Regions from separate parts of the Mus musculus genome. Here all the other regions are linked to region 3. Evidence: chromatin loops called from intact Hi-C (ENCODE). Cell type or tissue: left cerebral cortex. All regions are shown on one strand.

Region 1 (4,000 bases), 650 kb before region 3:
AAGCCATTTTAGAGCAGTGTATGGATGGCACCCAGAAAGCAGGCTACTTGTCCCAAACCCCATTTCCCTGTCCATAAAATAAGACCACAGAAGATCTTTCCTGGACAGAGCTGATGAACTCCATCTCAGTAATTATTTCCTTTAAAAAGCAGGAAATAAACGCACGCAATTCTGATTTTAATTTTTTTTTATCTTTTTTCTCTTTTCTTTTCGTCGTGAGATCCTTTTCAAGAGTTCCTCTTAGGGTCCTTTCCTTGCCCGACAGAACCCCAGTAGCACATTTGAAGAGCCTGTGCCCTTATCCATTCCATATGGCCGGCACAATCCAGGCCAAGCTTTCACTGTGACCTTTTAAAGAGACAAAGAAACAAACTACTATCTAGCAACAGCAAAGCTGCAGTTTTACTGAGTGAAATTAGCAAAACCGACCTGAAACTCACCACTTCAAAACTTGACAGCATATAAATAACAAAACAAAGGAGATTTCCTTTGCAGCCGGGATTCTTGAAGTGAAGTTCAAGACTGGTGTTTTCTATGTCCTTTTTATTATTATTATTATTATTTAAAAAAAAAAAAGCAGCAGACCTGAAGGCGACTTCCCCTGAAATTGTATTATTTTCTCTTCCCTTACCCCCCGCCCCGCTAGGCGGGGGAAGGGCAAAAATAAACGTCTAGAAGAGTAGATATGGGAGGAGGGGGTAAAAGAAAAAGTCACAATTCGAATAACAGCATAGCTAGCTTGTAAAATGTCTAACCTCGGAGAAGGGGTTTGGGAGGGGAGGAGGGGAGAGTGGGAAGTAGGGAGGAGGGAGAAGGTAAAATTGATCTGACAAGTGATTCGTGGGGGGTGGGAGGGGGGAGTCGTAAAAACAAAGCGGAACCCGTTAGGAGCTGTACACTGGTGGTACTGGGGAGGTGGTGAGAGGAATCTCTTAAAAAGAAGGAAAAAAATCACTGCGGACAAGAACCCCAGAAAGGGTGGGGAGAGGAATTAAAAAAAAAAAAAGGTACCCTCGCCCCCTCCTCCCGCTGAGCTTCTGGGAGAGCGCGTAAAGTCGGCTTGGTGTCACCCTCACCAGACTCGTCCGAGACCCTGGAGCCTCGTGGAAAGGCCACCTCGCTTTCTTCCCAGCCACCCCCTCCCCCTCCCCAACAATCGCGACTGCGATTAACAAACCTTAAACTTTTTCCCCACCGCCTTGCACCCCCACTAAGGGTATCTAGCAGGGGCCTGAGAGGGTGAGGGGTAGAGGGTCGTGCCAAGAGCCCCGGGAAGGCACTAGGAGGCCACTTGGGAGGCCGGCGTCACCGACAACAACCCCGGGGACCCTCTCCCTGCCCATGGACGCGGGGACCCGGAGCGCCCGGGAGCATCGACGGGGAGGGAGGAGCAGGGGGGAGGGGGAGATCCGAGGGCAACCCCGCCGCCGCCTCCTCCTCGGCGGCCACTCGCTCCCCGCCCCCTCCCCCCAAAAGTCGCCAAGCTCTCACTCAGCCCGAGTCGGAGGTAAACAAGGAGGTCGACAATGGCAGTGAGACTTGGGGGCGCAGCCGCCGCCCGGAGGCCCCCCAAAACTGATGCAGAGTTGCGCGGAGGGCGGCGGGTGCCCGGCTGCAGGCGGGGTCCCCACGCGGGCGGCGAGGCCGGAGTCGCCGGCGGCCCGGGAGAGGCGCGCGGGGGTCTGCGCGCTCGTGTGAGCGTAGCTCCCCGGACGGCTGCCCGTCGCTCGCTCGCTCGCTCGCTCGTGTCCCCTCGCGGCCGCTCTGCCCCCATTAAACCAAGAGTTGACTCATCCCGGCCGCGGTGGCCGCTGCCGTGCCGCGCTGGGCTCCGCGCGTCCTCCCGGGCTGCAGCCCTCGCCGCCGCCGCTGCTGCCGCCGCCGCCGCTGTGGCTGCCGCTTCTTCCTCCTCCTCATTTTAATGCGAGGCACCGGCTGGCAGCGCAGCCTCCTCCCGGCCGCCCGCAGCCTGCTACCCCGGCGGGGCCGCCGCGTCCCGGGCGCGGGAGGGGGAGCGCGGGCGGCGGGGGCAGGGTGCGGGAGGGCCGGGAGGGACCGGGCTCAAAACCCGGGCTGGAGGGCCGGGATCGGGGGAGGGGCGGGGGCGGCGGCGGCGGCCCGGGAAGAGCTGAGTGGGGCGCGCGCTGGCGGCCGGGCGCGCGAGCATCCGTAATGAGCCGCGAGCGAGAGGCGGGCGGCCGGCCGAGTGTACACAATGCCCGGCGGCCGGGGGCGCGGGGAGGATATGGAGGCGCCCCGGGCAGGTGCGTGCGGGCAGCGCGGAGGAGGGGGACCCTGAGCCACCCCGGCGAGACGGGGGCGGGGGCATGCAGGTGTCACTTGAGGTGGACAAGCAGCAAGTCGAGGCTGGATGAAAGAGCCCCGTGTAGTGCCTGGGTAGTAGGGCAAGACAGGCGAAAAGCCTGGTGACGCTCGCCCTGGTACTTATTCTCAAAGGAATGTGGTCTCTTAAACTGCCAAGAGTGACATGCAGTAACAACTGAGTAAGGGCTTTGGGAACAAGTCAGAAACAGAGATACTCTGGACTTCTGAAACACGCGGCCCGTAGAGCTGGAGTTAAACTAAATTTGGGTCACTGGAAACACACACCTGACTTGCTATTACAAAGGAAAAGATGTCATCACTCTTAAAATACTTCACACCGGGCGAATATAGGAAAGTTTGGGTTAGTGAGTTCATCTGCTGTGGCAATAAGTACTTTTGTCGTCAGAAAAAGATCTCCAGTTACATTATTGGTCATTATTACACAGTATGACCTTCTTTAGGTAATTTTCTAAATACAGTCCACATAAAAATGAACACCGTGACATCTCATCTAAAATAAAAATGCATCTTTTAATCACTAAGGTTTGTCCCACCCGAAAGCAGTTCATCAAGCAAGAGCCAAGTGTTATATTTTGAAGAACTGTTTTTGAAGAATACAGTAGTAGGGGAAAGATGTGTAGAACTGAAAAACACTGTGATACACTTTTTTTTTTTAAAGCAACAAGTTAGGACAACCGCAGAGATAAGGACGAGATATGCAAATGAAGCTCTTTAAAGCGACCAATACACTCTCAGGCACACTGTTTACACTAGAAATCTAAAAAAAAGCAGAAGGTAAAGTAGGAGAAATTACTGCCTCCTGGGGTGGGGTAGGGGGTGCAAGTTTAGGAGGAGCACAAAGAAAATAGATTGCTCCAAGAGTACCCAGGTTCGACCACAAACCGGAAAGGTTAGTCAAAATTGAGGAAGGCAACAGTGAATCTTGGCACCAAAGCCTTGAGAAATGAAAAAAAAAAAAAAAAACAGCATGTGATAGCAAGGCAGAAACATACCATCCAAAACAGAGGAAGTTTAAACCACCTTCGCCACAAAGACTAAGAGTACATTTTTTTAAAGTTGAAATGTGTGGGAAATGTGGAGGCTATTTACAGTATAATAATCAATAAGGAAAATACAAATACAGCCAAATATAGCACTTGCGTGGGAGTCTGTATTGTGACTAGAGGGCTAAACTTATTTTGAAAGATATTTGATATTTAAAAGAACAAACATGATTATCTTGATAAGAACAATGATGTTTTTCAATAGGATACATTAAACTTTCAGTCTCCAGTGTGGATAACTGAATAGTCCTTCAAATTGGTAATGCCTGACATGTTTCCCTGAAACCTGACCTTTCTTAGTAGGAACAGTGTGTTCTAGTGTCATGCTGGATGCATTAAGAAACAATAATAAAAAGAGAGAGAGAAAAAAAAATTATACAGGCCTATAAAGACAGCAATATGTCACTTACTAATGCAACTCAACTTCAATTGAATTCTTAGAAAAAAAAAAGAAGGAGCAGACTAGCTAGCTGTTGGTCAAGACAAATTCTGAGCTAAAAAACAACACTAAAAACAAACAAAAAAAAAAGGTTTCTGAGATGTCGTATTACAAGGGAATGAAAATACTATGTTTCTCCAATAATTTTACACAAATAAATATGACAAAATGC
Region 2 (4,000 bases), 270 kb before region 3:
GAAACCTTAAAAAATTTCTAAGTGCAGGAAAGAAACAACTTGCACTCAGTAAAAAGAAAGGTAAAGCCACATGACCTGATGAAGGTAGAGGGGTATGTGTGTGTGTGTCTGTGTGTCTGTGTCTGTCTGTGTGTGTGTGTGTGTGTGTGTGTGTGTGTGTGTGTGTGTGTGTGTGTGTGTGTGAGAGAGAGAGAGAGAGAGAGAGAGAGAGAGTGAGAGAGAGAGATGTGGCAACATCCAGAACTTCTCATCCGATTGTCTCTACTCAGCAAAATGTTTGAGACGAAGATGGAACTTAAATATTTCAGGGGAGAGGAGAAGTTACAAGTAGTCACCTTGGAAAGCGGGACAGTGAGTGGAGTGGGGAGCTGTGGGGTGATTGTCTGGCCACATGAAGGGCTCTCCTGTGGAAGTGAGCTGGAATTTAAAGTGAGGCCAGTCAGCAGTCCTGTGCTTATTTCCAGCCTCATTTAGTTTCACTGGTGCAAGTGAGGTTACTAGGAGAGTTGGCTGTAGCCAGAGTTGCATTTTTTTTTTTTAATGAGTAGACCCAAGGGGCAGAGCTGACAGGGCATGTGCAAAGAAGAGACTATAAAGAGTGGTCGCAGAACTTTCAGGAAGACAGAGGTGGTATGAAGATGTGAGGAGCCAAAGGCAGTTCAGAAGCTAAAACGATGGGTTTTGGATGGTAGTGCTGAGCTCGGGTATGACAGTGTGTCAGCTGGAAGTAGAGAAGTCAGAGAGTGGAGAGGGGAGATTTAAATCCAAGTGGAGGTTCTGTTTGAGGGAGCAAAGGGCCAAGGGTAGGAAGAATGTCAGAAGTAGTGTGAAGCGTTTGGAGAAATGAAAACCCAGAATTTTGAAATCACTTATCTGCATGGATGTTGAATGACAGAAGGAGCTTTGTAGAAAAAGATCATGTAGGGAAAGAAATGTTTTAAAGATTTAGACAAGAATAGCCATAGAAGCGTAGGAGAAGAATGAAGAATGCCTTGTGTAGGGGAACAGAAGTGGGCAACATGACAAGATTGAGGTGATATCTACTTGACACCCAACTTGGAGGTTTACATGGGTCAGGTAAGTAACAGCAGGAAGGGTATTAGCAAACAAGAAAACACTGAAAACATTGAAAATGTTACCATTCAAGAATGAGTGGCAAGGGCTGGATGACCTGGAAAGCAGTCACACCATCTAAGGAGCCCAGACTTGTGTTCAGAGAGGTTCACACAAAACTATACACAGATTAGAGTATGGCTTACTGAGCCCCATTTGAACTTCAGCTAGCCTGAAGACACAGCTATTGAACTGGTACCCATCCCAGCCCACCACTTCCTGCTCCTCATCCATTCCTGTCTCTTGACATCCATTGATTTCCTCTTCATCTCTGTGATAGTGTCATATTGAGAATGCTACAGGGATGGAATCAGACAATATATAAGATTCCATAACAGTCTTCATTAAACATAATGTCCTGAAGTGCATCTTGCCTGGCTGTGTCAATCACACACACTACTGAAAGGCTGTTTACGCTATCACATGCAAAGTCATAGTTGGTCCAACTGTTTGTTCATGAACAATTCTGAGTTGCTTTCCTTTTTCCCCCTTTCCATTAACCCCCATATCTGTCACAAACATTTCACACACAGAATAGAGTCTTTCAAAGCTAATTATTGAAACCAGATACCTTAAAATCATAAGCGCGATATTCCACTGTGCTCTTCTGTCTAACTACAGTTAAAATAAAGGTGTTAAAAATGGTTATTAGAAGAAACAACTTTAAGACATTTTACCCATATCTCCTTGTGGCACCTTTGTTGCTTGGATAAAACATTCTTACCAAAAGTAGCTTGGGGAGGAAAGGGTGTATTTGGCTGTTGGGTAACAACCATCAGTAAAGGAAGCTAAGGTGGGAGCTCACAGCAAGAAATCAGATGCAGAACTTAAGCAGAGACCACAGGGGGATGGCTTGCTGTACATGGTTTGCTCAGTTTGCTTCCTTATTCCACTCAGGACCATGTGCTGAGGTGTAGAGTGTCTTGGGCCCTCCCAATAATCAAGAACATGCCCACCGACTTGCCTATAGGCTAATCTGTTATAGGCATTTTCTCAATTGAGTTTCCCTCTTCCCTGCTGACTCTAGTTTGTGTCAAATTGTCAAAAGCTAGTATGGCATCCTAAAATTCTTTTATTTATTTATTTATTTTAGCAATTACATGTATACAGATAATTTACATTGATCATAACCCTCTAATTATCTTCTCTTGTCTTTTTTTCCCTTCTACCAAATACCTTTCTTCCCAACAAATGTCCCTTCTACCTCCATGTCTTTTATCTGTTGCTCACTGTACTTATTTAGGTTTCATTGCTTGGATAAGTGAAGATTAGGAGACATTATTTATTTAAATAGAGGCAACATACTAAGGACTATGACTCTCTCTCTCAGCAGCTGTTTAATGTCCACAAATCTTCTGGAAGATATGGGGCCTTCCCTTCCAGATATGGGCTCCTTCACCATTCATAATCAAAGGTCCCTCTACAGTCTTGTACTGAACCTATGGGTGTATTCGCTCCTTCTTTGAGTTAATGTGTAAAGTCACTGAGACAGCTTATAAAATGAAAAACCATGAAAACACACACACACACACACACACACGCACACACAAACACACACACACACACACACACACACACACACACACACACACATCACACACGAGGGGGTGGGTGTGTGAGAACAATATAGCTAAATCTAGAAACCAGAATTCTCAGTAGATAGTGGATAGCCACAAAAGTGTTTGACTCTATTGAGTTGAAATCCAAGCAGCAAAGCGAGTCAGTACTAATGAGACTGTAGCTTTGAGAATCCTTCCGCAGGGGTGATGATGAATTCTGGGATGCAGAGAATGTTCAGTTTCTGGGTCAGAATGATGGCCATTGGCTTGTTGCAATGATGAAGTGCAGAGAGCTGCACATGTATTGCAGGTGTGTTTTGTGAATGTATGTGGGTACCAGTAAGATATTTAAACAAAAGCTTTCTCACATGACCTGGGGACTTCTTGAATGTGTCCTCTTGTTTTGTTGCTCATAGTAGGCTGGAACCCACAATTTTATTTATTTTTCAGGCATCAATATTGTTTTATCTGTAAAGCTTTCAGGGAACAGGAAAGAGTCTCAATTCAAGCTTGGTGGCTGAGCAAGTCTCATTACTTATTGACAGTGATAGCATCGATTTCATCGGCAGCCCTCTCTCCTGCTATTCATTCAACGGGTAGCGCCTAATTTGAGAACAATGGAATGGACATGTAGAATTTTTATTTGTTAAAGGGGCAACATCCTAGAAATGAAATTACAATTAAGTTGAGATAAATTGTCATAGAACTTATTTTTTGATATACATTAAGGCTATAATCGAAGGGCATTATGCACTGCTTAGGATGGCAATGAAAACATAGTCGAAATGAACTTCTCCAGGCTGTTTAACTACCTCTTATTAGCATTGAAACTATACTCACAGCCCATTATTTTTTTGGTATAAGGGAACTGCTATCAAAGTGTACTTAATCTAAAGGGAATTGGTTTATAATTGGAGTCTTCATGAAAGCAGAATTAAAATTATTTGGTAATGTTACTACCTAGCACAGTGCTGTTGGAATGCAATGGTACTGATTGGGAATATTGGTACGCACTATCTGGTGTCATGTCCTGCTCTGTACCTTTATTTTTAATCACATGAGTATTGAGTAAGGACATATTTATTACTTTGTTGGGTAGAACTAATTTTCTGATGAGTATCAGACTGTTTTTATCCAGCCAAGGGTTATTTGTTAATATGTATATCTGTGAACCTGCATGGGCTTATATATACTAGGTGCATGCAGGAGCCAATGAATGTCAGAAGAAAGCATCAAATCCCCTAGAACTGGAATTACAGATGGCTATTCAGTGTCATGTGAGTGCTAGGAACATAGATCTTAGTTGCCGAGACATTTCTCCAGTTCCA
Region 3 (4,000 bases):
CAGCTCTCAAAGCAAATGAATTGGTCAACTCTGTCATCAGGAAATAAGAAAATGTAAGGATTATTCCCTTGGCAAGCCAGGCTCCCTGATATTCTTTGAGAGACGAGGAATTTTGAGCCTGATGCAGAAACAGCCTGTGCCCGGCTCAACAGAGCTCTGCTCTGCTTGCTCTCACCCTGGTAGCATCCATGCGGCATTAGAATCTTTATTAGGACTCTATTTAAATATTTTTTTAACTAGAAATTATTTCTCTAAAGTAATAAACAGTGCACCAAACAACACCAAGTTAAAAATTCTTAGAAAGAAAGGCAGGGAAATTAGATACAATTTTCACACAGTTCTCATGTAAGCACATGAGAATAAAGAGGGGTCCCTCTCACCCTTTTTTTTTTTGAAGACCATCTTTGTTTACTTCATTCCCAAGTATTAAGAGATTGTGTGATCCATTTGCATAGGGTAACTAACATATACCACATCATTTGCACGTCTGCAAGTACACGTGAGTAACCGTAATTACACGTGACACCAATTACTCTATTACTTTGTATTAAATTATAATGGAAAATTCCACTAGAGAATTGAAGCCTAATTGCATCTTAATTTGCATAATTTTGCATATTAATTACATCTCCGATGAATAATAAATTTCAGCAGATTTTTAATTTATGCATAGACACAAAAACAAGTGGAGAAATAATTTAGAAAAAAAAATACCAGCAACTATTACTTAGGGCATTCAACTAATTTTGCTTAGTTTAGCAAAACAAAACTTGGTTTGTTTGATATGGCATCTTTAGGCTGATTGCTGTTTATTGCATAATATGTCTCAAAGCATAGGTGCAGACATGGCTTTTCTTAATAAAAGAGGAGGGGGTTCAATTATAGCATTTTAAGTTTAGAGATTTTATAGTTTGCTAAACCTGTTTTGGGGATAACGTCTCTTTTTAGTTGGAAATATCTTTAATTGTAATTCCTTTTTAAAAACTGAAGATTAATTTCTGTTGTTGCTATTTTAAATGCAAGGGATTACAAAAAATAGAATATAAAAAAATACTTTGGTGAAGGCAACCACTTATAAAATGTGTCAAATGATTCCTTATTTTGAATCTATGGTGAAGTAGCTCAAAATTATTTCTGTGATTTTACATGAGCAATTCAAAGAAAGAATTCCCATGCAGGTTGTTGTTTTGTTGGGAAATCACTGTGCAGAGGAATGGCTTTTAAACCTAGCTGCTATTTTCTGATTATTTTCTTTGTTTATCAGTATCCTAGTCTAAGCAGTAACATTTGCTTTTGATTGCTAGAGACCTCGATTTTAAATTTCTTACCTTTGGCCTGATATTTATTAAATAAATGGAGCAGTTTTCTATAATTAATACATATAAAGCTATCTTTACATCAAAAGTCACAATAAAACATGACTTGGTATTTCTCAAATGATAATACATCTGTGAAAATTCAATTTGTCCACCTTTGCCTCAAAACAAGCCTTCATGTTTTACTGTTGAAGCAAATGCCAAAGAAGGGGGCCCTGGGTGCTGCCTCCTTAAGTCTAATACTATGATCATTTGGCAAATTATACAAAAGGAGAAGATGACAACATCCCAATAAATCAGGAAACTGTCAAGATTAATAATCTTAGCCGTCATCTGTTTTCCTATGAAAGCCCGACTGGCATCAAGCACGTTCCAGTTTATTCTGCCCTTCTTCTGGTTGGGAAACTGGATTTGTGCCAGCCTGGTGGCACACGACCTCCAGGAAGCCATCCTGTATGCCTTCTATCGTATTAGTCTGCATTTTGCCAGTCGCGCTGTTTCACGGGGCTGCAAGCAAGAACTCCTTAGGACACATGCGCCCTTCTCCCGTTTCTGATCAGCATTATCACTTGCTACAGACGGGAGACAATCTTGAGCTTAAAAGTCTGCATTTCTGTTTGTTTCCTTACATTCTAATATTTGCTGTTTGGTTTTAAAAGTTTTCCTCAGCTCAGACAAAGTAGAACCAATGAAAGAAATAAAATAAAGGCCCGACGTTCTATTGTCAGTACAAGGCCTTGCCTCTCTGGTTTCTGTTACTGGATGACAGACCTTTGGTTACTCAGGTATTTAAAAGCTGATCATTCAGCCATCCAAAATAGAACTGTGTCCGTGATCACATCTGTCTCTACTTTTTTGTTCAAGCCTTTTGATCAGGTTCTTACATTAAAGAGGGATTTGAGCTGGCTGAGTTCCTCGGGGAGGGGAGGGGGAAGAAAAAAAAATGATTCCAACATTTGAACAATGGTTCCCTCTTGTGGCCAGGCTTCAGGACTGCTGTTCAGGAAATCGAGAGCGGTGAAAAGTCTCTCCTGATGCTTAGACTTTTGTGCAACCTGCTGTATACCTACTGGCACCTGGTTTGGAGACCCTTCCTTCAGGTTCCAGTCACTGGTCCTATTTTTAGCATGGTGTAAGCTTTGTAGATTGAGGAGACAGCGGAACCCAGCTGTTCTGTGCTCATCATTGCTCTTATGCAGAGAAAAATCTTCCTTTGGAACAGCGTAGTGTCCGTATTTTAGGGAAAAAAAATTGAAGTTGTTAATGAGTATTTGGGGGAAAGGCTGTCTGGCTCTCATTATAGGGTTCAGAAGTGTATTTAGACTCCATAAGTCAAAGCATTCATAATCTCCTGAGGGAGCATTTCTGGTGTAGAATTAAGTCTAGACTGTGCTCATTCGTTTAGGCATTTTCATCTTTGAGGGTAAGAGCCTACAACACGACCAGTTACTCGCAGATGGGCCTCCCATGCCCCTTTCATCCATTCTCAAATAGACTTATTCGATCTGACTTCCTGATGGGACAACACTTGGTCTAATGTAGCATCTGTCAAAGCCCCCGCACAGGTCCTCACGGTGTTGAACCATGCTTAGAGTGGCGACTGCCAGAAGATGCCCCTTTAAACAGACTTTCCCCTCTTTAAGATCATATTCAATGGAGAAGTAAGCTACTGCGACATTGACAGGAATCTGCTCTTGCATACATGAGACTTTAAATATCAAGGAAAAATTGTAGCTGTCCGTGCAACAAGATGAATGCAATGTGTGTGTGTGTGTGTGTGTGTGTGTGTGTGTGTGTGTGAGTGTGTGTGTGTGTGTGTGTGTGTGTGTGTGTGTGTGTAATACAATTCTAGGTATAGAAACATTCTCTCTCAATGCTGTTCTAGGGATCCCATTTAAGGAATGAAAGCTTTTGTATTTGTCAAGGCATTTCCAGGCCACAATTCTTATTTACCTCACAGTTTGTTTGGAAGTTTTACATGGTAAACAATATTCAGGGTAGAAATGGAAGCAGTCTTGCCAATCCTGGACAACATTGTCAGTTGCCAGGAATCAAGACTACAGAGCTTTAGTAATTATTATTTTTTAATTGTACCTATGAACATGTAACGTATGTAAAACATGCGCATGCACATCTGTGCCAGGATATGTATGTTAAAGTCAGAGGACCGCTTTAGGAGTCAATTCTTCTCCCTCTGCTCTATGCATCCCGGGGACAGAATCCAGACCCTCAGTCTTAGCAGCAGACACACTGACCTACTGACCCATTTCGCAGACAAATGCAGGTGTAATTGCTCATATACTACTTTTTCTCTTGAGGGCAAACAAAGCTTTCTGATGCTCTCACATTCACTTGCAATATGAGTCATGTCAGAAGCACAGCTAGGTCAGTAGAGAATAGGGCTACTTCAGTTTAAGTTAGCCCAAACTTCAATATTAAAAAGAATGGCTTGCTTTTCTCCAAGTAGCGGACTTCAAAACAACTAAGGCTTCCTGTCATTGCTTTCAGCAGCTCCCCCTCCCTTTTCTTCACTGTTTCTTGGGAGGTGTCCTCCATGTGGTTTCTTTGTCAGGTAATAGGTGCCTGGCCGAAAGCTCCCCAAAGAGTCCATGCCCAATCCCCTGATTCCTTTCCCTTTTGTTCTGCCTGTTTGTTCAATAGAACAACCCAGGTTTGAATGGCGC
Region 4 (4,000 bases), 1.5 Mb before region 3:
CTAAACAATTAAACAATTGGACCATCCATTCATAGTCAGGCATTGTTGGAGTAGTTGGACCCTCAGCCTATAAGTCATCTTAATAAATTTATTTTATAAGATTCATTCTTTTAAGTTCTGTTATTCTAGAGAACCTTGACTAATACAAAGAGTCACTTTTCTTTAGGAGTGTGGCCACTGATAGATTACCCATGTCCCAGTAGATAAATCCAGACCCATACACATTTGGACTTACTGTATTAAATAATAAGTAAGTGTTTTCTCAATTCAAAATAGTTCCACATATATACCCATGATGTGTTTTTATGAAGTACTTAGCAATCAGTGTTAAAAGATGAGATAAGGAAGCATATCTTCACTTCGAATCCCAAATTAAACTTAATTTCTAACAAACAAATCAAAAACAAGCACTTTTATGACCTGAAAACACCAGTAATTTTGAATAGGGAAAAGTATGAATTAGTGCCTTCCAGTCCCCTCCATAATGAGTTCCTATTCACGAGGGTGAAGAAGCTACAGAAGGTTAACTGTGGCTAGTGGCAGGACTGCCATCCTATCCTGTCAAGGGCAACAGGCTTTTAAGGTCAAGTTATGTGCTTCTTAAATAATGGAACACAATTATTAGTTACCATGAATAAGAGCCTGTACCTTGACTGCAGGCTGGTACAGAGAAAGAGACTGAGGCAAATGAATTAGAAACATCACTGAAATTTACAATCATCTAAGCTTATTCATATGTATAGTTCTAATTAAGGTGTACCATTTCAAATTGATGAGAGCTCTAACAAAAAAGACACATAAAGACTTTAAGATACTGTCTTTTCTATGGAATAGTATTTGACTAATAAACTATAATATAAAGTAATATTTATGAAGTATTTACCAAGTGCTTAGAATTCATAGAGCCTCATTGAGGTGTGAAGCTAGGGGAGTGAATTCATGAATTTTTAAAATAATGATGATAAGCTTAACAAAGTTCTTGGGTAGAAAAAACTGGCTTTATTATAATTAAAACTCCAAATACAAATAACTAAAATTATAGCTACTTAAATTTTGTAACAAGAATAGATCTATCTAAAGTTAAACAGACTACCAAAGAGCCAAACTAAAATAATCTTTTGTTTGTTTGTTTAATGAGCATACATGAGTGATAAAACTGATTTTGAACTTAAGATAAAATAATAAGAAATACCAAAGACCTGCTGGTAGAGTTTTTTTTTTCCAGTTTATTTAGCAAAACTAAAGGAAAAGTAGTCAGGAAATTATATCTTATACTATATTTTAGACTGACAAATATATGTGCACGAAAGTACACATAAGGGTAGCAGGTAATCTGGGTTACCAAAACCTGACAGTGATGCCACCAAATGCTAAAATGCTAATTCTAATATTTTAGGCCAAATACTTTTAGTTCCTATGGGAACTAGTCTCTTTGGATATGTGTCTTTAACTCCTCTTTTCAAACAAGGAAACAAATAGTTAGAAAAATAAAACTGCTCAAAAGAGAAATAAAAAAAAAATCAATGTAAATTAAGAAAAGTGCCCTTCTAGAACAAGTAAACTAAAAGACACAGTGCAACCCAGACACAAGGGAAATGAGCTCTGTCTATTAAGCAGGAAAAAGACCACAATCGTTTCTTCTCCTCCGACGTGAGTTAATATTCAATGTAAGGGCAGAAAATAACTTCTTAATAGTCAGAATGAGGAAGATGTGTTATGACTATAAGCAGTGACGAATGGTCTGGTATATCTAAATGTTTAAGAATTCTTTATATTTTTACTTTTTAAAAGATTTCATGAGTAATGTATTAACATGATCTCCCCACTCCTTGTGTTCCCTCCACCTCTTCCCACATCTTCACAAATAACTGAAATTAATGGGTTTCTTTTTCATTAATATTATTATTTTATAAACACACAAACTAATATAGAACTAAGTTGCTTTAGTTAGTATTGCTCAAGTGAATGCTTATAAGGCTTACCACTTGGTGCTGGATAACCAGTTAGACGGGCTCATGCCTAGAGAAGTCATATTTTTTCCTCCCTTGACAGTCAATGTAGCTCTTCACCTAGGAGTGGGGTTTTGTGTGAGTGATATCCTTCATCCTTCATGGCTTAGCAACTAATGGTGTCACTGTTTTTGTGTTATATGGTATCATTGAAAGTTCATAGGTAAAGTTTCCCTGTTGTGTATAGAAGACACAACTTTCAGCTGACATCCTGGCCCTCTGGCTCTTACAATCTTTAGGTCCTTTTTTCTATGATGTTCCCTGAGTTTGGGTGTAGAGACCTAGACTTTAATCACTCCTTAAAAAAAGCATTAGTGCCACCAAGTGGCAAGGACTCTACCATTGCAGGTACCAGATCCCTGAAAACAATCAGCCAGTAGATGCTGATAATGGATTAGCAGTGCAGGCCTTGGGATTCATATGATAAAGTGGTGTTAAGAACTTGAAATTACCCGGGTACTTCTCAAAGAGATTACTGTGAGTGAATAAAACTGGCCAAGTCTGTAGCAACTGAGCAATTGTTCCTTAAAAAACTCTAAACCCAAACCAACAAACCAGAAGAGTTGTTACTGTTGTTGTTTGCAGCAATTGCTGAATTTCCTTTAATAAGACTTAGTCCCATAGTTAACCTCCTGCAATGGCTTGTTTTTCTTGATTTTTATTTTTGACATGGAAATCGTTTTGTTTGTTTTAACAGAATATCTCACTGTGTAGCCCTGGCTAGCCTGAATCAGACAGGCCTTAAACATACAGAGATTCGTTTGCCTCTACCTCATCAGTACTGAGTTTAAAGGTGTGTGTCACAACAGCTAATCCTATGAAACTACTCAGAATACTCAATAAGTGAATACAGAGTGATTACAAAGATATCTATTTTCAATTATATACTTTAATGTTTCCTAATATTCATCAAGAATTGATGTAAAACTTCTTAAATTTTTCATGTTCCAAAATATATTTTTTTTCACACATAGTTTGGTCATATTCTTTCCTCTTCTTCAATTCCTTGCCTATACACCTTCTCTTCTCATCCCATTTAATATTGTTTCTCTTTTAAAAGAGTCAAAGTCTAAACCAAAACCCAAGTCCTAAAGTATAAGCACAGACACAGACATACACACAGATGACAGACAGACAGACAGACACACACACACACACACACTGAACACACAAAGAGAAAAAACCAAATGGTAAAAGCATGAAGTCAGTTTTGTGTTGAAGCCTGAGGCCTGTCCAGGGCTGTGGAAATATACCAAGTATCACTCTATTAAAGAAAACTCATTTTCCCTCTCAGGCAGACATTCATTGCAAATGACTTCTTGTGTGTACAGGACTTACACATGCTGTTGGAGTTTCTAATTGGTGTCTTCTAAATCTATTGTTTAATAATTTTGTAACTGAAGTGATGCATAATTATATGCTAAATTTAGAGAAGTTTAATCAGTGATCTAACTTATCATAAACTACAGAATATGTCTATATTCTATAGACAGAGTGTCTCTCATTTGTATGATGATTTATTTCTACCCGAGTTTCCGATATCTGGAGGTGAACAGTGTCCCTCAGGAATGATTTAAAACCTCAGACAGCAGACAACACAGAGAAAAAGAGGTGGGAGAACAAAACTCAAACAACCACAGGAAGGGGAAAGGATATATGATATTGGAAAGCTCTATCATTTGGACACACAGTTATTTTGGCATCTAACAATATAGGAACTGTTCAGTGGGGAAGAAAAGGGTTATATCACCATAAGTGAAAGAAAAAAAAAAAAAAGAATGTGGGAAAAGAAAGTGAAGGAAGATTCGCTGGCTTCTGTGACCAGGAAGTAATGGGACTGGAGATCTCAGAGATGGTCATGTAGCTGATGAGGAAAACCTTGTGATCACTAGAAGGTATGCACAATTTTATACTTCTAATGTACAAGATGAGCTTTAAAACATGGTCATATCATTTATGACTATATTTTAAAGGCAAATACAAAGGGAAAA
Region 5 (4,000 bases), 490 kb before region 3:
TTGTATCTTATATCTTGGGTATCCTAAGTTTCTGGGCTAATATCCACTTATCAGTGAGTACATATTGTGCGAGTTCCTTTGTGATTGGGTTACTTCACTCAGGATGATACCCTCCAGGTCCATCCATTTGCCGAGGAATTTCATAAATTCATTTTTTTAAATAGCTGAGCAGTACTCCATTGTGTAAATGTACCACATTTTCTGTATCCATTCCTCTGTTGAGGGGCATCTGGGTTCTTTCCAGCTTCTGGCTATTATAAACAAGGCTGCTATGAACATAGTGGAGCATGTGTTCTTCTTACCGGTTGGAACATCTTCTGGATATATGCCCAGGAGAGGTATTGCGGGATCCTCCGGTAGTACTATGACCGCCAGACTGATTTCCAGAGTGGTTGTACAAACTTGCAATCCCACCAACAATGGAGGAGTGTTCCCCTTTCTCCACATCCTTGCCAGCATCTGCATTTCCATATCATTGTTCATTACTGAAGGAAGTCAGGGCAGGAACCCGGAGGCAGGAGCTGAAGCAGAGGTCATGGAGGAGTGCTACTTACTAGCTCCTCATGACTTGCCTAGCCTGCTTTTTTACAGAATCCATGACCACAGCTAAGCGTGGGACCACTCATAGTGGGCTTGGCCTTCCCCCCACAACAATCACTACATTAAGAAAACGTCCTACACACCTGCCTATAGTATAATCTTATGGATTAAGCATTTTCTTTTCACTTGAGGTTCCCTCCTGTCTGATGACTCTAGTGTGTGTCAAGTTAATACAAGTCACCAGGCAATAATCCTTTTCTTACTGAGCTATGGTTAGGCAATCATTCAAAGCTGATCTACTGGGTTCAGAAAATAATTTTCTATAAACTGCCTTTTCCTAAACAGCTCATCCATGTATTTTTCAGATGCTAAGGTTTTTGGTCTGAGTGCTTTCAAATGCATCTATAAAATCAATATTAAAGTAGAGATGAATAGGATAGGTGTCTTAAGGTTTTCATTGCTGTGAAGAGATGCCATAACACAGCAGCTCTTATGAAGTAAGACATTCAACTAGGGCTGGCTTACAGTTTCAGGGCCTTAGTCCATTATCATCATGGCAGGAAACATGGCAGTGTCCAGGCAGACATGGTCCTGGAGAAGGAGCTGAGAGTTCTACATCTTCTTCTGAAGGCAGACAGGAAGAGCATTTCATCCACACTGGGCAGAGCTTGCACATAAAACATCAAAGCCCACCCTCACAGTGGTGCACTTTTTCCAACAGGGCCACACCTCCTCATAGTGCCACTTCCCATGGGCCAAGCACTTTCAAACCACCACAATAGAAAAAGAGCAGGAAAACTTTGACTTTTGGTTGGAGTAAGCTGCCTTCAGCTGTAATCCCCTACCACTAAGTGCTCAGTCATTTTTCCTGAATGGACAATGGCTTTAGGTTCTGAGACTGGTTACAGATTTGGCATGTACCTCTAATGGTTTGAGATGGCTATTTGGCCACGTGGATCAATGAAGATAAAGGGGAGAAGCACTTTCTGTCTCCATTGACAGCAGGTAGACATCCACTTCATAGAGCTGCGAGGCTAGACATTGCTTGGATTTGATTGATTGACCCTAAGAATCACAAGAATCATGTCCTGATTTAATAAAAGATCTTGCAGTTCCTTCAATAGGCAACTCTGTCATCAGATGCTTGGCCATACATAAAAGCATGACTCTGATTTCTAAGAGGGAAGCGAGGCTTTGCACAAAAAGCATTGTGTTTATGTCATTCAGTTAAACTCTTTTTCCAACCCCTCCTCATGCATCATGTCATTTGCTTCTTTACTTCTTAAAAAACAAAGGTACAGAGCATGTGCCATTGCCATCTTCCATTCCAGAGACCCAGGAAGCAGAATAATATGTCAAAGGTTAGGGCTCCAGTGACTAGAGAAGTCAGGATTTCACTCGTATCTGTCGCTCTCCAAAGCATTGTCTCTTAAGCACCACCATAATATCATCACCGGATGGGTTCAATTGCAGAAGACGGTATCAGAAGTATGGTTATCTAATCGCTGCCTTCTTTTCCTATCAAGACCTGGTCTTGCTATGGAGCTCAGACTAACTTCACATTAACTTCCTCTGTCTTAGTCTCCTGAGTACTAGGATTATAAGTGTGTGCCTCTGTGTCCAACAGGTAAGTTCTCTCAATGGTTTCATCCAGTTACTATCATATCTTTCCAAAGAGTGCCCTGAGAATTTGTGTCCCCAAAGTGAAATGGTTTTTGCCTCTGACTGTTGTTCTCCACACTGGCCACTAGGTGGTGCATTGTAGAGTGACGTCTTTTCTGCTGTGAATTCCCAGAGGGTAGAAAATTTCAGGCAGCAGAGCAGAGCTCCCCTGCTCTGTTGGATTTCAGGGCACTTACTCGTCCATCTTAAAAAAAAAAAAAAAAAAAAAAAAAAAAGCCGTGTATCTACTGGAGACAAAAGGAAACTTACATGAAGCTCGCTTTTTCCCATGACAGCCTTTGTCTGGAACGCCTTTGGTTTCAAGGAACCAGCTGCTTTGAGTGAACTAAATAAGTCCATAAGAGCTAAGTCCTAAGATTTCAAGCAAAGAAGTCTGTGATTTGATTAAAATGTTCTATGTGTGTGTGTGTGCGCGCGCGCGCGCGTGTGTGTGTGTGCGCGCGCGCGCGTGTCCAGACCCCTACCTTCAACCTCTGGCAAGGAATCTTTTCAGAAAGAAAATTCTGTTCGGGCAGCAACAGGGCTACCATGGGGTTTGCCCTCCACTAACACGGAAATGAACTTTTCACCCCTTTTAATATTTAAAAACAGAAAAATCTCCTGATACAGGCAAATAGGTCATGAAGTGCCAAATATGTGGAGATTTTGTGTGTGTAGATATGAATATGTCAGTCGCGAAGGTCAGGATTCCCAGAAATACTGAGTTTGATTTGCTTGATTGGCCAAATAGGGAACTCACTAAACTCCTATCCAGTAATAACACCCATGGCTGATGCCTCAAGGAAAGGCAGTCCCTTTGAGGGTAAAGAAGCTGGTGTTCTGTCATTGGGATGGGTGTCTGGACTTGTGCAGTGAGCTTTTCTCCCAGAGTAAAGGGACTGGACACCTGAGCACCCACCACATCCTGGGTGGGGATTCCCAACAGAGGGCTTCCAGCAAATGGGAAGTGGTGAACGTGTATGTGTGTACGCACTTGGGTAGCCTGTAAGAACGTGGGATGAGAAGATAAGAAATGCAAGAAGCGTTTAATCTATTTGACAATTATATCTTGAACTGATGTCGGTCCGTTTGATTTTCCTTCTAAGAATAAGCCATCGCCGCGCACTTTGTTCATTGCAAAGAGGCTAGATTTGGTGCCATTTTTGGTGACACATGGTTCAGAATGAGATGGACCTGCAGAAGGAAAGCCTTGAAGGCACTGTTAATCCCACCAGGTGGAATAAGACCACTACTACAATTTTTCTTTTGAGCCAAATTTGAAGCAAACTTTATTAAATACTGGCCAGGAAGATGCACATTGCCCAGGGACATATCCAGGATTCCCAGAGAATGGCCACAAATTACATTAGTCAGGCACTTATAAAGGCAGACCCTCCAGGGCTCTGTAGCTCATGCCTTTGTCCAGTGGGCGCAAGCATACTTATGCACTTCTTGCCTCTATACCTCTGGCCTCTGTGTGCTCAAGCACAACCTGTCTGCAGTTGGAACAACCAACCTTATTTATAGGAGTGAAAACACACGGTTGTTTTTCCTACATGAACAACAGCCCCCAGCATTTCAGGAAGCTTTCTGTCTTCAGGCAAGTGGGGCTTACAGGTAGGTTGGAGGCATTTTTTTTTTTTAAAGATAAATGGCTTAAGCACAATAATTTAAACTTAAAACATAACTTTAGCCATCACAGTGCAAGTCTGAACATTGAAAGTCATGGGCTGGTGAAAGGGCACAGTCAGCCAAGGTACTTGCTGCCAAGTCTGGTAATCGGAGCTCAATGTCCAGG
Region 6 (4,000 bases), 1.6 Mb before region 3:
AAAAAAAAATTAAAAAAAGAAGAAAGAATAAAATGACCTTTAATTAAAAAAAAAAAAGTAAAAGAAACAAGAGACCTTATATACTAAGTGAACCTAATATTCCCTTTTCTTTTAAACATACAACAACTAAGCATCTAAGCATACAAAAACAAAGGGTAGGCAGGATTCCTGACAGTAAGGATCTGAGTGTGGTTGTTACATGGGTACCTTTGGTGCCTGAAATAATCAAAATCCAACAGTCAATAAAATTTGTTGAAGTAAACGAACTAGTTACTAGTTGTGAAATAAGACTCAGATGAAATGAACAAATAGAATGGAGCTCCAGGCAGTCTCACGGGCCACGGAGCTGATCTCATGATTACATTAAGTAAGAGACAAACGCTTCCATCAAGGCGGGCGCTTTTGTAGCAGTCCTGTAGTGTCTCACTGCTGTAACCCAGGGTTCAGGTTGAAGGTAAAAGTCTGCCTCCTCGCCGCACTCCTGCACAGCACTGGAGCCACCAGCCCCTAAGCAGCAGTCAGTTCAATGCAGACCATACTGTAGGTCTGCACTCCAGAAATGTATATTTAGGCTGCTGGAATTCACAAGAAAAGCTAACATACAGGAAAATGTTTAAGAAAAAAATTTGGTTAACTTGGCAGCATTTATCTATCATTGCTAACATTGTTTTCTAGAGTAAACTTTGAAATTGCATTCTAATTTGAAATGGTTTTGGTTTGACAAGTTAACTCTTGAGACATCTAAGTACAGTATTATGAAAGAACAAAACTGTTCATCAACCCTTTATGCCAATGTTAATTTCTTTTAAAAGTACGATTTTAATGGTTTTTTATTCCTACAGTGACCCTTAAGATTTCTATGTATGCAATCACTGATGCACACACAAGATGCATTTATAAGCTTATTTTGTAGTTTCAAAGTCAACTGGGAAACGCAATTTTAATTTTGTTACTGAAATAATTTAAAAATACATCATAGAAATGCCTCTTTTCATTCAACAGTAAAGATCCAGAAAGAGATTATATCAAGTAGAAACTATTCATGTTTATTAGTGTTAGAAATATGAAGCTGGTAACTTCAAAATGTATTCTTTTGATATATTTAAAAATTTCATAGTATGTATTCATTGTACACGGTACTGTTATAAAAGAACATTTTCATGCAAGTATATGTTATATGTTGAACATATCCTGCCAATACTGCCTTCTTTTTCCCTTCCCAGCCTTTTGTGGATTAAAACGGTTTCATTGTGTATATAGACTACATCTTCTCTATCCACTTCTATGTTATTGGACAGTTAGGTTAGCTCTAAAACTACGACAAATAGTTATCCAGCAAATGGGAATGGGCCAGTGACTCTGTGACACGATGTTCCGGAGCCCTGTGGGTCAATGCTCAGGAGTGGCACAGCTGTGTCCTGAGGTTGATCTATGTCAGTGTGCTGAGGATACTACATATGGATTGTGGATTACTACAGTGCTGTATTAACTCATATTACCACTGTCATAAAAATACTGTCTTATGATACCTTAAAGAACTTCAAACAAAGATTCATTACATATAAAAAAGTCTAAAGTCTAGAAAACAGTCCTTAGGAAAGATGTACAAATTCCCCATGGCTTCATGACTGTTTGTGATTCACAACTGTTGCCGATGGACAGTGACTCACCGGCTTTTGTTCATAAGGTCGGCTCCCCGTGCTTTGTAGTAGTCTAAGTTGGGGTGGAACTGGTAAGTCGCCGGCCTTGGATTTCTCTAAAGAAAAAGAAATACAAAACAGTGTCTAAAGGACCATATATAAGACATTTAGTAATTATCATACCTGGCTAAAGGAGCATATATCAGACATCTAATAATCATCATACCTGGCTAGGTGGCCATCTAGTGATTATCAGACCTGACTTTTGTTCCAGTGGTTCTTTCTTGGCTGATGAAAACTGAGAAACATCAAGCATACTCCATTGTGACCTATGCTGCTGTGCGAATGCATCAGTGTCGCTAGGCTGGTTTCTGGTGCTTTCAGTCACTTTCAAATATATATTTCAAAAATGAGATAAAATTACAGCAAAACTGAATAATTACTTGGTTTGCAACATAAGCATGAATAATCAAAAGAGGCCAAGGGACAATAGGTGGAGAAGGTAAAAACAATCCTAAATATTTGATGGCCAGAAATCTAAATATGTCCACTAGATGGCACACCGAGTCCTCCATTGCCAAAAATGAATTGTTTTAAAGTTAACAATTTCTATGTCATCTAATCTTATTCATGAGTTTAATAAGTACCAAAAATGTGTCAGCCAATGGAAATATTAGAAGTATGGCCATCAAACTGGCCAATGAAAAAGGGCCAATGCACATTTCTATAAAAGTGTCAATTCTGCCCTGTCTGTCATTTAATATTATTTATAGTATGGGAGGAATGTCTTCAAACCATTAAACTGGGTGTGTCCATTTAAGTGTACAGCTATTCTTTAAACTGTACTAATTATTTAATGTGCTAACCTCCTCACAGACTATTACAAATTAAATATACTTGCACTTTATAAAATCATAACATTTACACCATAATTTAATTGTATATTACAATCTCTAACATAATAAATTACATAATTCCCTCTAAAATGTTTTATAAACATCTGAATGTTTTCTAATGTCCACGTAGGCACTTAATTTAGGTAACAACTAGGTCTTTAGACCAGAGCATGCACTGTTCTCTGAAAGATCTAGTTAGAAACAGAATGGCTGAATTTTATCATAATAGAAAAACACGGCTATGCTTAGATACCAACCCTTGGAGATATCATCTCAAGGTACTGATATGCCTGCATGCTGGGGTGGGGTATAGAGGAAATATAATTAAGGTTAAATAGTTTGAAATTCATCAAGCTAATAAGCTGCATCTTAATGGCCATGAAAGACCTTTTCTCTTTTTGCTGAGAGTATTTACACAGCGCAGCCTGTTCATATCTCTTCCAAGCCAGCCCTAATCATCTGACAGAAATGACAATCCCCTGATTTAACTACAGCTACTATTCCATTGGTTTGGTATTCAACAGAGATCTGTAATAATCAAATCTGAATTGCCTTGATGAAGATAACGGCTGCTTCCGTGACTACATACTGTTAAGTCTAACTGCAACTTCTCTCTCTCCGAATTATATAGGTTTCTCAGGGTAGCTGATGACAACCTAGACCCAAGTATACTGGAAAAATAAAATAGAGGTTAAAGCCACTGGCAGAATACATTCCAGGTCAGAGTCTGCTCATCATCTATTTTAAAAATTACCTCCTACAAAACTACGATTCATGACTGATTCTGCTCTTTATTCTCTGAACCTGGAAAAGCATTTTGTTTTTGCAAATATAAAAGAGGTTTCTTTTCTGACTTTCAACAAACTAATAAAGTATCATGCTACTTTTGTTAGAAAATATTAAAAGAGCAGTCCCAGGGAATGGTCCCTGAGACATCTTTACAAAGAAATGACAAGCAATTCAAGACATGAAGTGCTGATCTATCTAGGCACTTAAAGCCATTATTAGGAACAATGATGTGACTTGAACACATGAATGGACTCAATATTGCCTTCACTGAGACCTATTTAAATTCCTAAGAGACCTGCTAGAATCAAAGGGAGATAGTTAAAGTCTTGCAGTACTGAAACAACACAAAAAGTAAAAATACAAACCAAAACAAAAAGAATTTGATATTGAATAACTACTGAAAAAGCAAGAAAATAAAAAGGGACTCAGTGTTCAGTTCTGTGAAAGGAAAAGTCTCTTGTTAAGACAGTGCACCATTAAAACAGAAATGTGCACACATATGATCTGCACAAGCACCATGAAAAATATAATGTGGGTCACAAAAGTAAAACTTATCTAAGACACAAATGTACACACACACACACACACACACACACACACACACACACACACGTGCTTGCACACACCAATTAAAGCAGTGGTTCATAACCTTCCTAATGTTTCAACACTTTATTA
Region 7 (4,000 bases), 1.5 Mb before region 3:
GTCAGCTGTCCTTGAGAAGAGGTGTTGGGTAGAGACAGATTATCTCTTTTACAATGTGACCTCATGCTACATACATAGCCTGTCAGGCATCTTCTCAGAACTTAGAGAAACTATCTTCTCCCATATTCTGCAAGATTCTCTTTTAATTATTATATAAGAAATAAAGAAAGATCAATATCTGACAAAAGACATTAACATTGGCCTTTAAAAAGTATAAAATATGATCTATAAAATCAAAAATGCCTTTTCAATTTTTAGAAATTTTAAATTTTAAATGGTTAGGAGATATGTAATCAAATTCTAAGTAAAATTTCTAAAACAAGACATTGCATAATAATCTTATTGGTGTTTTAGGAGCTAATTATAACTATAATCTATTTGAATCACTGAAGGAAGACTACATAAAGATACAAATGCCAGATAAAGCCTCCAGATAAGCACTAGGCACACAAAGGCTAAACTCAGCGTCCCCTGAGCGTTAAATTTCAAAACTTACTTGTTCTACTTCCAGATATTAATTTGTGACATTGACAGTACAACAGCTTGCCCTCATCTTTAACATTTGTAGAATTAGTTGCACAGAGGTAAAGGAAACACTGTTTCGGAAACACTGTTTCAGAGACTGCGCTGCAAGATTTCTTTTTAACTGGGAATGATAGAAAAAGCCTTTTATCCCAGCACTAGGAAGACACAGGCAGGTGGTTCACTGAGTGCTCAAGGTCAGCCTGGTCCACATAGAGAGTTCAAACACATCCAGGACAACATTGAAAAACCCAGCCTCATAAAAAACAACAACAACAACAACAACAACAACAAAATAGAAGTTATGTTCCGTTATACAACCAATTCCCAAAGCTTGATGACAACAGAGCTGACAGTGACAGTGTTGTAACATGAGAGTAACTAATATTCAGCCCTGACCACTTGACACTATTCATGTCAACTCAATTTCTCACACTTCAAAGTGTGCACACAGGAGAACCACTTAAAGTCATCAAGGCATTTGCAGTCAGGATTATCAGCCAATATACAGTACTGAGATATTTTTTAAAGTAGCAAGCCCTACAAACTATGGACTCTTGAAACTTGGCAACTTTGTTTTACAATAATACAATCACAAGAAGGGAAATGGGAAGCAGTACTGCTGTGACCGGCTTGGAGTCTCAGCTCCATGAGAGGCGGAAGCAGGTGCATCCCAGTGCCCGAGGTCGGCTTAGTTAACATTAGGACCTTGTCTCCAACAACAAGTAAAGCTTGTGCTGCAGATGCAGCGTAGCTTACTCTGCTGCTGGGGTGTGCAAGCCTTGAGTAAAAAGACAAACACTCCCAAGATTAAGGTGCCCAGTGCAAGACAGATGATAGAAGGGGGCAGAGCCCACTGATGAAACAAGGCAAGGATGTTAGCAGCTGACAGTGGTGACCGTAAGTAACAATTCCTTGGCTTCACGCTCCCATTGTCTACAAGCTTTCATTCATACTTTTTCTCTCAGTCCTTTAAATACTCGTGGGAAAGAGACATGTTAAACACTGTATAGCCATTCTACGGCTGCACCTATCCGAGAAAACAGCATGGGAATGCTTGTGCTAGGCTGAAAGGATCAACTGTCTTAACTATACAGATTTATAGTCAACTGTGGTGGTACATGCCTTTAACATCAGCATTAAAGAGGTGGAGGTTGGGGGGTCTCTATGAGTTCAGGGCCAGCCTGGTCTACATAGTGAATTGCACACCAGCCAAGTCTCTCAAAAGAAACACATACACATGTAATAAAAACAAAAAAAGATATCTGAGGCACTTTAGATAGGGCAAACTTATACAAAAAAGATATACATTCTTCTGGTAAACTATTTCACATTGGTTTAAAAGAGCTATAATGATAACAAAAAGAATTCACATTTTCAAAAGTAAATTTTAACTCAGATTCTGCTACTCCTGTAGTGCGAATCTGCATGAATTTCTGGTTTTAGTCAGTTAACATCAATATGAAAATATACCCTAGAGCTGTGTTTCAATGAATTTTACATTTAACCTAAATGTCAAATTCAAAAATAAGTTAATTACATTATAAGAGCTATTGCCTACAGGGTAAAAAGGAATCCTAGTTTAACACCTTAAATACTATAATACCATTTAATAGCAGCATTGCCTTGCCAACTATCAAAAACCTACTATCATAAACTATACCAGTTGATCTTTTTACCTTGCTCTTTTAAATTATAATAAATTAATGCCTTAATATTACAACAGTGATGGGCATTAATTAAAAATATTTAGTTAACACAAGTACCCACTGGGCAATACATTGTAACAATAGCTCTTTTTCAAAACAAAATTACCACTCAATGAAATATTTTAAACTCTGAACAAGTCAGGGACAGCATAAAATAACTATCTTTAAATTAAAACATCCTTTTTAATATAATGAGTTAAAATATGAATGTAGTTGTAACATTTATCAATAAGATGTACATAGATAAGAAAGAAATGGTTTTCCTTTGCAATATCTTTTTTCCATTTGCTTCATTGAATTTGTACTTTAAAAAAATCGTATCATAACCATAGATTTTACATGTATGAATATTCCTCAGTTCTATGCTAAGTGTAACATATGGTTTTCTTTTATACTCAACTCTGTTATTTATTTTGATCAGCAATGGCATGCCCAGTTAGCAATTTTATCTATTATTTAATATGCCATATTTCAAGCTATACACTATACTTTAAGACTAAAAGGAGGATCTGGAGAATGCAACATATAAAGGTAATATGGGTACTGTGAAAACACGGTGGCAATGTACAAGCTTCACAGCTGTGACAGCATCCCTCTATAACACTGTGGGAACAGAAGTGACAACTGACAAATGGATAACTTATACAAACCCCAACTACCATGACATAAGAAGGTCAAATATAAACAGATTGTAATACAGTATTATTCACGACATTCCTACCAGTGCTTTTTGTATACAGGGCCCTTGCTAACAGAGTGCCTGTAACCTGAAGAGATAAATGACACACTTCCAATGAATTAAATGAAGTAGGTCCATAAATAAAGACATTAAAAGATCACGGAGTAAATTTGGTATCTTTCTATGGAAGCTCACTCAGTATGCAAATGTGTTGTCAAGTGTACAGTGTGTGTGCATGTTCCAAAGCATTGGGACACATCATTAGAACTAAATAATTACTCATTAGAATAACGTATATAAATTAAATCATTTTTCATTTATCTAAGGGCAACTTATAATGCTTAAATATATTAGTACTGAATTTGCAAGGGGTTTCCTACAAGGAAAATCAGTTCCATTGGTTCCATTATATACATTTTCAAATATTACTGGAAATAATCTTTCTTTTTCTTTGGTTTTAATGTAATAAAGTAGAAAATTAATAAACATTATAAAATTAACAAGACAAAAAGATAAAATATGCATGTAAGAACTTAGAAGGTTATTTCTGTTATTTCTTAACCTTGCAGACTGTCGTGTACCACAAAGTCCTTTATCTATGAGATATTTTAAAGGCATGGTTATTAATTAGTTCCTGCTATTCTACGGCCAGAATTCTATAAAAGTATGTGTCTGGTATGCTATCTTGTAAACATAACTTGTAACAAAAGCTGTGAATGTATGTAATTTTCACTTACATATATGAATTGAACGTCCCTTCAGTGTCTAAGGTAGAATTTGATCCTCTTCCATTTTGACTTAGATCTCCTAGAGACAAAAATAGAAACACTGAAATAACAGAAATTGCAAAATTGAGTATTTCCATTAAAAAGCACTATGTGACAGCTCTACGTAGTCTCACAGTAAAAAATTTCAAAACAATAGATATATATCCTGCCCTTTTCTATCTTCCCAATTATCTTTTGTACTCAGAGCTTTTAGGTTAAAAACTCACGTGTAGGTCAACATACAAACCAATATCAAAACTCTTAATTTGGGTAGGAGACTGCCAAAGTAATTGCTAGCAGGCAAAGTATGATAACTTTTGTTA

The links. A loop is a pair of places that touch in the nucleus more often than their neighbours do. Peaks named below come from ENCODE experiments on the same cell type or tissue, not always from the same donor. Only the 100,000 strongest peaks of a DNase experiment are listed, where the experiment ranks them.
Region 1: a loop joins it to region 3, with 5 times the contacts of the local background. A loop is called at or near these places in 6 of 42 quality-filtered maps.
Region 2: it touches region 3 in a loop (3-fold over the local background); 2 of 42 quality-filtered maps call a loop at or near these places.
Region 4: a loop joins it to region 3, with 3 times the contacts of the local background. A loop is called at or near these places in 5 of 42 quality-filtered maps.
Region 5: it touches region 3 in a loop (4-fold over the local background); 6 of 42 quality-filtered maps call a loop at or near these places.
Region 6: a loop joins it to region 3, with 7 times the contacts of the local background. A loop is called at or near these places in 9 of 42 quality-filtered maps.
Region 7: it touches region 3 in a loop (5-fold over the local background); 6 of 42 quality-filtered maps call a loop at or near these places.

Annotation. Positions count from the first base shown.
Region 1 is chr17:51,811,328-51,815,327 of GRCm38, forward strand. The region is part of intron 1 of Satb1 (special AT-rich sequence binding protein 1); the gene reads right to left. Among named protein-coding and RNA genes, the nearest start is that of Satb1, 19 kb to the right of the region's middle. In left cerebral cortex, a CTCF peak has its summit at 1,867; DNase peaks (open chromatin) are centred at 369, 1,928 and 2,401; H3K4me3 peaks cover 2,780 bases; H3K27ac peaks cover 2,816 bases.
Region 2 is chr17:52,185,712-52,189,711 of GRCm38, forward strand. No RefSeq gene overlaps it. Among named protein-coding and RNA genes, the nearest start is that of Gm19585, 38 kb to the left of the region's middle. In left cerebral cortex, no CTCF peak of the experiment used is centred here; no DNase peak of the experiment used is centred here.
Region 3 is chr17:52,459,686-52,463,685 of GRCm38, forward strand. No RefSeq gene overlaps it. Among named protein-coding and RNA genes, the nearest start is that of Gm27217, 140 kb to the right of the region's middle. In left cerebral cortex, a CTCF peak has its summit at 2,296 (motif pointing left); DNase peaks (open chromatin) are centred at 113, 1,861, 2,259 and 2,741; H3K4me3 peaks cover 293 bases; H3K27ac peaks cover 1,233 bases.
Region 4 is chr17:50,970,010-50,974,009 of GRCm38, forward strand. The region is part of intron 4 of Tbc1d5 (TBC1 domain family, member 5); the gene reads right to left. Among named protein-coding and RNA genes, the nearest start is that of Gm31083, 92 kb to the left of the region's middle. In left cerebral cortex, a CTCF peak has its summit at 2,341 (motif pointing left); a DNase peak (open chromatin) is centred at 2,351.
Region 5 is chr17:51,969,366-51,973,365 of GRCm38, forward strand. No RefSeq gene overlaps it. Among named protein-coding and RNA genes, the nearest start is that of Gm20098, 89 kb to the left of the region's middle. In left cerebral cortex, a CTCF peak has its summit at 2,287 (motif pointing right); no DNase peak of the experiment used is centred here.
Region 6 is chr17:50,812,086-50,816,085 of GRCm38, forward strand. It overlaps Tbc1d5 (TBC1 domain family, member 5), which reads right to left. Exons shown (of 22, transcript NM_028162.4): 16 at 1,671-1,756. Among named protein-coding and RNA genes, the nearest start is that of Gm41598, 23 kb to the left of the region's middle. In left cerebral cortex, a CTCF peak has its summit at 2,190 (motif pointing right); a DNase peak (open chromatin) is centred at 2,195.
Region 7 is chr17:50,980,958-50,984,957 of GRCm38, forward strand. It overlaps Tbc1d5 (TBC1 domain family, member 5), which reads right to left. Exons shown (of 22, transcript NM_028162.4): 4 at 3,648-3,717. Among named protein-coding and RNA genes, the nearest start is that of Gm31083, 100 kb to the left of the region's middle. In left cerebral cortex, no CTCF peak of the experiment used is centred here; no DNase peak of the experiment used is centred here.